2 separate regions of the Homo sapiens genome follow, and region 1 is linked to region 2. The links are chromatin contacts, found by Hi-C or POLR2A ChIA-PET in ENCODE. All regions are on one chromosome and are shown on one strand. Each heading gives the region's core, a stretch centred on a gene start or an enhancer-like site at or near the end of the contact. The rest is flanking DNA. Distances are from core to core; before and after follow the strand shown.

The links. Hi-C counts contacts between places; a loop is a spot of excess contacts on that map. ChIA-PET counts read pairs that join two places held with the same protein, here RNA polymerase II (POLR2A). Pooled maps may share reads with other maps.
Region 1: a map of PC-9 shows a loop between it and region 2 (4-fold over the local background). The contact joins the promoter of SLPI here to the enhancer-like site in region 2. A Hi-C loop is called at or near these places in 6 of 168 maps with a recorded cell type or tissue (Calu3, PC-3, PC-9 and 3 more) and 2 of 50 pooled maps. POLR2A ChIA-PET finds 5 or more read pairs at or near these places in 6 of 52 experiments (A673, GM12878, HCT116 and 3 more).

The regions. Positions count from the first base shown.
Region 1 is chr20:45,251,736-45,256,653 of GRCh38, reverse strand. SLPI (secretory leukocyte peptidase inhibitor) reads left to right here and starts at 2,090. Exons shown (of 4, transcript NM_003064.4): 1 at 2,090-2,195; 2 at 2,921-3,079; 3 at 3,503-3,652; 4 at 4,235-4,415. The coding sequence starts at 2,111. The coding sequence ends at 4,239. All of the region lies in intron 2 of LOC105372630 (a long non-coding RNA gene), which reads right to left.
Region 2 is chr20:45,291,075-45,296,162 of GRCh38, reverse strand. MATN4 (matrilin 4) reads left to right here. Exons shown (of 10, transcript NM_001393530.1): 9 at 2,148-2,255; 10 at 2,338-2,713. The coding sequence ends at 2,396. Among named protein-coding and RNA genes, the nearest start is that of RBPJL, 13 kb to the left of the region's middle. RefSeq lists a silencer at 2,276-2,335. Within about 2 kb of position 2,567, at least 15 of the 41 ENCODE cell types and tissues checked have a DNase peak (open chromatin) inside an H3K27ac peak, as active enhancers do; they include A673, where a contact is called at or near this core.

The DNA of each region.
Region 1 (4,918 bases), core at 841-3,340, 39 kb after region 2:
TCAGCCTCCTGAGTAGCTGGGATTACAGGTGTGTGCCACACTGCCTGGCTAATTTTTGTATTTTTAGTGGAGATAGGGTTTCACCATGTTGGCCAGGCTGCTCTTGAACTCCTGACCTCAAGTGATCCGCCCACCTTGGTTTCCCAAAGTGCTAGGATTACAGGCATAAGCCACCGTGCCCAGCCCCTTTTCATTCTTTAAGAAATAAATATTTAGAAAACTCCAGATAATTTCTTGAGTGTGGCACTGAGGAAAATAGGAACAAACAGAGAGAGAGAGAGAGAGAGAGAACAGGAACTCTGTGAGAGAAATCAAATTATCCCCTGGGTGGTGGAAGTGAGAACAAAAATCTTGACCTGAGAGTGTCATTACCCATTGGTGGAAATCATAGCCTCCATTTCTCTCTTACCTACCCTACTAAGTACTCCAACTAAGAGTGAATGCACCTGGCTCATAGTAGTTACCTTGTGCATATTAATTTTCTTCCTTTTCTTTTTCCACCAAAATTTGACTGATGATTGATTATGTCCAAGTCTTCTGATCCACCAAAATTCAAACCATGGAGTGACTTTTGTATAAAGGGATCTGCTGCCAGTTGCCTGTTTGGTTGTGGAATACTTAAATACTTCATGTGGGGCCATCGCTACTTGATAATGAGTGGGTCTTTCATGTCTGTGGAAAGTTCCACAAACCTTCACCTTAGGAATGAATGGGAGAATTCCAAGCATGAAGATAATGAGTCAAGAGCTTGGAGTTTGTAGCTAGATGAGCTTTGGTTGAATTTTATTTTATTTTATTTTTTTAAGACAGGGTATCGCTCTGTCCCCCAAGCTGGAATGCAGTGGCACAATCATGGCTCACTGCAGCCTCAAACTCCTGGGCTAAAGCGATCCTCCTGGCTCAGCCTCCCAAGTAGCTGGGACTACAGGCATACGTACGTCATCATGCCTGGCTAATTTTTTACATTTTTTTGTAGAGATGGGGTCTCAATATGTGGCCAGGGCTGGTCTCAAACTCCTACTCTCAAGGAATCCATACACCTCAGCCTCCTGGGCAGCTGAGACAGCAAGTGTGCGACCCTACACTCAGCTATGGGCTGAATTTTAGAGATAATGGTCGCTCTCTTTATAATTAGAAGCAACCTATGCAGACTGGGTAGCAAATAGAATGGGTTTAATTTTTTGCTGTCATGTGAGATCTGTAAGGGATTTTGGGGAATTTTAGGAAGCAATCCTCTAAGATCTCAAATTATCTCACAGCTAAATGTAGATTACAGTGACTGATGAGCTGCTTTCCCCCTTTATCTCAGATTCATTTCAATTCTCTTTAGTGGGAAGGGATACTATTCATTTGTTCTTTTCATTCAGAGTCCCTTCATGCCCTTAATTTCATAACCCTCTGAGAAGGGCTGACTTGTTAGTATCATTTCATTTCACAGCTGAGACAACTGAGCTCCAGAGAGATTTGTGGAGAGCGGAGCTCTTCTTCAGCTTTCATTTGTGAGTGCTTTTCCTGTGTCAGGCACAGAACAGGCACTGGGGATATAACGGTGTAAATATTTCAGGGAACTAAGTATCAGTTGGTTGAACGAGCTGAACTTTTGAGAAAGAAACTGCATTGAGTAATCAGCAGAGTTTCACAATGCCTGAGAGTCCAGTAATGTGAGAATCAGAATTAGCAATGTGAGAATAGAATGTATTGCACAAAGTCTCAGCAGGGAGTCTGTGTCTGGTTTTAGTTCCAGGTCCGGGTAGCACCTTTGCAATTGACCACTTCTTCCCTCTCTCCACCTATAAGGCTAATGGCCTGGGATCTTGTGATGTTTAGGGCTCAGATGGACACTGAGATGGCCTCTTTAATCAACCAACTTCCCAGGCCAATCTCTTCCCTTTCTTTTCTGATAGTTGCTGTGTTGGCCTCATAGCCTTACCTGGCATAGGAAAGATAAACAATCTCCTTGGTGTCAGGATTTCTGGTCTCTGGCTACGTTTCCTGCTTATGCAATAGTAGCTGGGAGAGGCCGAAAGAATTCTGGTGGGGCCACACCCACTGGTGAAAGAATAAATAGTGAGGTTTGGCATTGGCCATCAGAGTCACTCCTGCCTTCACCATGAAGTCCAGCGGCCTCTTCCCCTTCCTGGTGCTGCTTGCCCTGGGAACTCTGGCACCTTGGGCTGTGGAAGGCTCTGGAAAGTGTAAGTTGGAGTCACTCTGGTCTAATCTGGGCTGCAGGGTCAGAGGTGGGGTCTCCTTGTGGTGTGGGTGTGTCCCCTTCTGTAGGCTCTGATCCCTCAGCTTAGTTTCGGGAGACCTCCCTGAGGGTGGAATACATGTCTGGCTGAGCTCCAAGGTTTGTGTGACAGTTTGAGCTTCTGGAAATGCTTCCTCTATGCAGCCATGCTGTCAGCCCAGGTCCCACTCTCTCTCTCTCTCTCTCTCTCTCTCTCTCTCTCTCATACTCCGCCTTCTTCTTCACCTGTCTGCGACTCTCAAATCATTAGTTTCTGACTCTGCTTCCTTGTGTCTTTGCTTCTGCTATTTTGTCTCTGTGCTTCTGCCTTGGGCTTTAGCTCTCAACTTCTCTCACACTGGTTCTATTTATCTTTGTTTACCTCTCTCCATCTCCATCACTCCCAGCCTTCCTCTCTGCCTTTGTGTAGCCTTGTTTTGCTCTTGGGTGGGAGGTCTTGACTAGAAGCCTGCTGCCCTTTTCTTGGGTGTGAAACGTCCCCTGTCCATTTGTCTAATTTAATCAAGCCCATCAATACACCTGGAGATCAGGCAGGCATGACCCTTTGGGCTTTGTGGACAGCTACTGAGGTAAGGGTCTCTCCCCCTCAAAAGTGGTGCTTTGTTCAGGAGGCATGATGGGTCCTCAGTACCCAGCCTCCTCCTGACCTCTTGACTTTCTCTTCAAAAGCCTTCAAAGCTGGAGTCTGTCCTCCTAAGAAATCTGCCCAGTGCCTTAGATACAAGAAACCTGAGTGCCAGAGTGACTGGCAGTGTCCAGGGAAGAAGAGATGTTGTCCTGACACTTGTGGCATCAAATGCCTGGATCCTGTTGACACCCCAAACCCAAGTAAGCAGGTCGGGGAACTGGGTAGAGAGGAGTGAGCCTGGGGACACAGCATTAGAGGGATGGAACTGGGTGATGGGTCCTGCCAGGCCTCCTTGTCAATCCGTCAGTGAGTCACACTGCCCTAAGCAGGAAGGTAGCCAGCAGCTGGTGAAGCAGCGGGCATTTAGATAGCCAGGTAGTTGGAAGCCTCCCACCTAGTCAGCACTGGGTGGCTGGCCACCTGCATCAATGGGGGGCCTGAAGTTCTAGGAGAGCCAGGTGCTATGTTTGGGGGCCGCCTTAGGGAGAAGGTGGTGGTGATAGAGGTGGGGAGGGGATGATCCCCCCTGCTGAAGCTGGAGCAGGGGCTCACTCTAAAAAGTGGGGATGGGAGGGGTTGTATAAAGTACAAGGCCTCTGACCGGTAGCCTCACTCTCACCCAGCAAGGAGGAAGCCTGGGAAGTGCCCAGTGACTTATGGCCAATGTTTGATGCTTAACCCCCCCAATTTCTGTGAGATGGATGGCCAGTGCAAGCGTGACTTGAAGTGTTGCATGGGCATGTGTGGGAAATCCTGCGTTTCCCCTGTGAAAGGTAAGCAGGGGATGAGGGCACACTGAGCTCCCTCCAGCCCTCTCAGCCTCAACCCTCTGGAGGCCCAGGCATATGGGCAGGGGGACTCCTGAACCCTACTCCAAGCACAGCCTCTGTCTGACTCCCTTGTCCTTCAAGAGAACTGTTCTCCAGGTCTCAGGGCCAGGATTTCCATAGGATCGCCTGTGGCTTTGATTCTATTCTAGTGTCTCTGGGTGGGGGTCCTGGGCAAGTGTCTTTCTGAGTCTCAGTTTCTTTATCGGTAAAATGTACATAATGAGATTGAAAGTGCTCTGCAAAGCACTATGTGCACTAAGAATTTATTATTCAGGTTGTTTCCATCATGTTTTCTGAGGTGAAATCACAAAGGATCAGTGGAGTTTGAGGATTATCTAGTTCAATGCTTTGAGTTTAGAGTTTTACGGTGAAAATGAGACTTGTCTCCTGACACTAAGTCTCTCTCAACTATAGCGCTATCTTGCTATTTTCTCTATCTCAGAAGGATCCTTGGGCAGGAGGAAGGATGTGGATATGATTTGGCTGGTTTCTATGCTGAAGCTCTTATCTGATTTTCTCTCACAGCTTGATTCCTGCCATATGGAGGAGGCTCTGGAGTCCTGCTCTGTGTGGTCCAGGTCCTTTCCACCCTGAGACTTGGCTCCACCACTGATATCCTCCTTTGGGGAAAGGCTTGGCACACAGCAGGCTTTCAAGAAGTGCCAGTTGATCAATGAATAAATAAACGAGCCTATTTCTCTTTGCACATCCTGCTTCTGTGATTCGTTGGGGGTATGAGTGGGGTGGGAAGCTGTGAGGGAAGATCTAGATATGAGGCCTCCTTCCTATGAATACGTAGTGGGAGGAAGAGGCTTAGGGACTGGGGGAACTTGAATTTATATCATGAGTGTGAAAGTGCTGACTCTGTGATTTGGGACAAGTGATTTTATCTCCTAAATTTCAATGGGATTAGGGATGTACAATAACATGAAGAATCAGAAACCTCAATTTTACTGCCTCTGGCAGGATTGTCAACTGCAGGTGAAAAACTTTCCTGAGACGAGTTTATGCATAAGAGATCCTGCCAACAGTTAAGCTATTTTAATCCAGGGGGTTTTCATCTAAAGCCATACAGAACTGTTGGGGCAGATTCCTGTGTTCACCTCTGTATGTGTTACGATATATATATTGGTTTTCACACTTGATATGTTGTAGGTCTGTCTGTTGTCTAATCCAACCAACACTCTCTGGACACTCAGAAAAATTAAG
Region 2 (5,088 bases), core at 1,318-3,817:
GCTTACTGCAACCTCTGCCTGCCAGGTTCAAGCGATTCTCCTGCCTCAGCCTCTCGAGTAGCTGGGACAACAGGCGCATGCCACCACGCCCGGCTAATTTTTTCTAGTTTTAGTAGAGATGGGGTTTCACCGTGTTAGCCAGGATGGTCTTGATCTCCTGACCTCGTGATCCACCCGCCTCAGCCTCCCAAAGTGCTGGGATTACAGGTGTGAGCCACAGCACCTGGCCTCCCTGTAATCTTAACAATGGCACATGCTTATAGAATTTCAGTGAATCTAAGATACCATTCATTTTAAGATTCATCACTACCTTATGTACTGCTAAGAAAAAACATGTGCCAGTTTTAATTGTAAGGCCTCCTGCCCAACCCCCAAGATGTTGATGTGTGGGGAGATAGAGTTGGATCAGGATCAGTGGTTCCTAAAAATTAGGTCACACCAGAATCACCTGGTGGACCTTTAAAAACACAAATTGCAGCTGGGCATGATGGCTCATGGCTGTAATCCCAGCACTTTGGGAGGCCGAGGTGGGCAGATCACAAGGTCAGGGGATCGAGACCATCCTGGCTAACACAGTGAAACCCCGTCTCTACTAAAAATACAAAAAATTAGCAGGGCATGGTGGCACATGCCTGTAATCCCAGCTACTCGGGAGGCTGAGGCAGGAGAATCACTTGAACCCAGGAGGCAGAGGTTACAGTGAGCCAAGATTGCACCACTGCACTCCAGCCTGGGAGACAGAGCTCAAAAAACAAAACAAAAACAAACACAAATTGCTGGGCTTCAACTCTAGATTTTCTAATTCAGCAAGTCTGGGGTGTTGTCTGATAATTAGCATTTTTGATAAATTCCTACACGATGCCGATGCTGCTGGTCCAAGGACCACACTTTGAGAATCACTGGTCTAGTTGAAATACACTATAAAGCAGTGGTTTCCAACCTTTTTGGCACCAGGCAGTGGTTTTACGGAAGACAATATTTCCATGATGGTGGTGGGGAGAATGGTTTTGGGATGGTTCAAGCACATTACATTTATTGTGCACTTTATTTCTATTATTACATTGTAATATACAATGAAATAATTATACAACTCACCATAATGTATAATCAGTGGGAGCCCTCAGCTTGTTTTCCTGCAGCTAGATGGTGCCATCCGTGGGTGATGGGAGACAGTGACAGATCATCAGGCATTAGATTTTCATAAGAAGCCTGCAACCTAGATCCCTCACATGCACAGTTTACAATAGGGTTTGTGCTCCCATGAGAATCTAACAATGCCACTGATCTGACAGGAAAGGAGCTCAGGTTGTAATAGGAGCAATGAGGAGCAGCTATAAATACAGATGAAGCTCCCTTGCATGCTGGCTGCTCACCTCCTGCTGTGTGGCCCAGTTCCTAACAGGCCATGGGCTGGTACTGGTCCATGTAATGTGCTGGTACTGGTCCATGGCCTGGGGATTGGGGACCCCTGCTGTAAAGTATTTACTTGAACCAGGCAGTGTTCTAGATCTGTGCTTTTTCAAAAAGGTAGGCAGTACCTATTTAATTACAATTGATTAAAATAAAATACATTTTAGTCCTTTAGTAGCACCAGTCATATTTGAAGTGTTAAACAGCCACATGTGGCTTGTAGCTACTGCTTTGGACAGGGCAGATGTAGAACACTTTCATCATTGCATAAAATTTTATTTGGAGAGTGCTACACAAAGTGTGGTCCACAGACCAGGAGCATCAGCATCATTTGGGAGCTTATTAGAAATGTACCTTCTGAGCTTCTTCTCCATTCTGAAGCAGAATCTATATTTTAACAAGCTCTCCTGATGATTCCAATGAGCATTAAGGTTTGAGAAACAGTCTTGTAAGTTGTGCGTGAGCACACACACACACACACACGTACACAGGTGAATGAATCCTCGAAGCCACTAATGCGTACACTCTTTCATTATATCCATTTTATAGATGAGAAAACTGAGCTTAGAAAGGTTAGTGAGTTTTTCAGTATCTCACAGCTACTTAGCTTGGGACTCAGCCCAGGTCTCTCTAAATCCAAAGCCCATATACTCAACCATAGGCCCAGTGCAGGGAAATCAGAGGGCCAAAGCTAGGGCAATTTCTCATCCCCCTGACCCTCTGTGTCCGGCTTGCAGAGGAGGGCATCAGCGCAGGGACAGAGCTTCGGAGCCCATGCGAATGCGAAAGCCTCGTGGAGTTCCAGGGCCGCACGCTGGGGGCGCTCGAGAGCCTGACGCTGAACCATATCCTTTGGGGCTGGTGGCGCGGGCTGGAGGGAAAGTGAAGGGACCTCGGCGAACCCCAACGGCCTCCTTAACCGCTCACTGGCCCAGCTGACGGCGCGCCTGGAGGATCTGGAGAACCAGCTGGCCAACCAGAAGTGAGGGCCACGGACGGCCCAGACCCGGGCTGGGGCGCGGCACCACGGACGGTGCCCCTTGCGCGCCATCGGTGCGCCGGGGCCAGGCAGAACCTGGGCCCGTCCGGCTTGGGCTGTCGGGGCGGAGGCGCTGGCGGGCTTCCGGCATTGAGCTGAGTTGGCCTCGCCCGGACCATTAGGCGGACTGCGGCGTCAGGGGGATAGCGGGTGGTGAGGGAAGGGGCACGTGCTAGACCGGCACGCCCTCGCCGCGTGCTGCGCTCAGTTCTTTGTTGGATTTCTTGTTTGTGTTCTTAAAAAAATAAAAAAAACTGATTTCCACGGGGTCCGTTTTTGGGTCTTGCTGCGCCGCCTGGGGGAGGGGAAGCCAGACGGAGCGTGCTGTGGCGGCGCCCGGGCGGCGTCTCCTTGGAGAAAGGCGCATTGTGCGGGGGTCGGGCTCGGGGGCAGGAGACCCGGCGCTGCTTCCCCCTGCTTGTTTATTCAGCCGAGAACAGATGGCTCCTTATGCAGGCTGCGGGAAGGGAGGGGGCTCAACAGGAATCCTTGGGGTCTGAGTAAGTCTGCGCCACTCCATTCCCCAGCGGACTGAACGCTTCGCTCCCGGCCACGCCTATCCCATGATGCCCCCAAATCTGGCTCAAAAGCTGCTAGTACTGAGCGCTGGTAAGGGGTGCGGGGGTGGCGTTGGTGGGAAAGTGAGAGGCAGTAATTGAACCCCTAAATGGATGGGGTGGGAGTGGATAGATGAGCTTTGACCGATTTTAACTCTCTCCTGCACTAGGTAGGAAGAGAAGGAGGTATCAGCTAGGACCCCTGTCTGTCCAGCCTGTGGCCTTCCTTCTGTCATCTTATCAACCCCTCCCAAAACACCTCTATCAGCAAAGAACACAAACCAGTACCATTTCCCGAGTGCATGTAAGAAACAACGAAGTTTAAAATGCTTCCAGTCCTAGAGTGATTTGGGGAAAATTATTTTGTGTTTGTTTCCTCATCTGCAAAGTGGAGACTGGAATTGTTACCCCCAAGCGTGATGGGGAGAATCAAGGACATTCTTCTAAGGCATGTGCCTTGTACCTATCCCTCAATTAATGGTAGCTATTAACTGTTCTTATAGTAACAGCTAACATATTTAGTGTTGGGCATTATTGTAACTGATTTGCAGGTATTTTCATTTTATACTTGGAACCAGTGAAATAAGAATTATTGCCTTTATCATCCCCATTTTACAGATGAGGACACTGAGACACAGAAAGGTTAAGTTTCCAACAGTAACATAACCAGTACGAAGCTGAACCAGGATGTTTCCTATGGCTGCTCTAATAAGTTACCACAAATTGAGTGGCTAGCAACACACATTTATTACCTTACAGTTTTTAGGTCAGAAGTCTAAGATGTGTTGGCAAGGCTTTATTCCTTCTAGAGGCTTTTGTTTCCTGGCCTTTTCCAGCTTCTAGAGGCTACCTGAATTCCTTGGGTCATGGCCCTACATCACTTCAGACTCAGTTTCCATCAGCACATCTCTTTCTCTGACTCTGACCTTCCCGTCTCTGTCTTATAAGGACCCTTCTGTTTATATTGGCATGACCTTGATAATCAAAGATAATCCCATCTCAAGCTATCTTTTTTTTTTTTTGAGATGGAGTTTTTGCTCTTGTTGCCCAGGCTGGAGTGCAATGGTGCGATCTCGGCTCACTGCAACCTCCGCCTCCTGGGTTCAAGCGATTCTCCTGCCTCAGCCTCCTGAGTAGCTGGGATTACAGGTGTATGCCACCACTCCCAGCTAATTTTTTGTATTTTTAGTAGAAACAGAGTTTCTCCATGTTGGTCAGGCTGGACTTGAACTTCCGACCTCAGGTGATCCGCCTGCCTCAGCCTCCCAAAGTGTTGGGATTACAGGCGTGAGCCACCGCGCCCAGCCTCAAGCTCTCTATCTTAACCACATCTGCAAAGTCCCTTTTGTCGTGTGAGGTGAAATCACAGGTGCCGGGGATTAAAATGTGTACATCTTTGTGGGGAAGGCCATTCTGCCTACCACATGGGGCTTGAAGCCAGGCTGACTGACTTCAGAGCAGCTGCTCTTAAGTACTCTGTGCCGGGCACCTTGCTAGGCTTGGTGAAGAGGGAGAAACTGATGATTGAGAAAAACTCTTGAGCTGAGGAAGCTCCGGGCTAGAAGGGCTGAGGTCCACCTGACTGTTGCAGAAAGAGGGAACTTCAGATGAGAGGAGGGAGAAATCCTGGAGAGGTGATCCTTAAACGGTGGCTGGAATTTCCGCAGGAGGCCATGGAAGACTTTACAGGTGAGTGAAGCTTGAACTATGCGTGGTCAGGAGGGACTGGAGTATGGGGGGATGGGAATGATCATCTTACCTGGCCATGAGGATCAGATGAGCTAAAGACCTATGGACTTGGCATGTGACCTCACCTTGCCTTACCATTCATTTTACAGTTGGGGAAACTGAGGCCTAGAGGCCAGAGTTGCCTGCCCAAGGTCACACAGAGAGAAAACATCAGTTGCACCAGGAAGAAGCCTAGTGGGGAGGTCAAACTGGAGCAGGGTAGTCAACTGATAGGGGGCACTGAGGGCAAAGGCCAGGCTCCTTCCTTCCTCTTCCCTGGAGTTGGCAGGCACTGGCTTCTCTGGGGTTTCTTTTCTCATGCTTTTTTCTCTTGCAATCTCCCTAATGGCCACT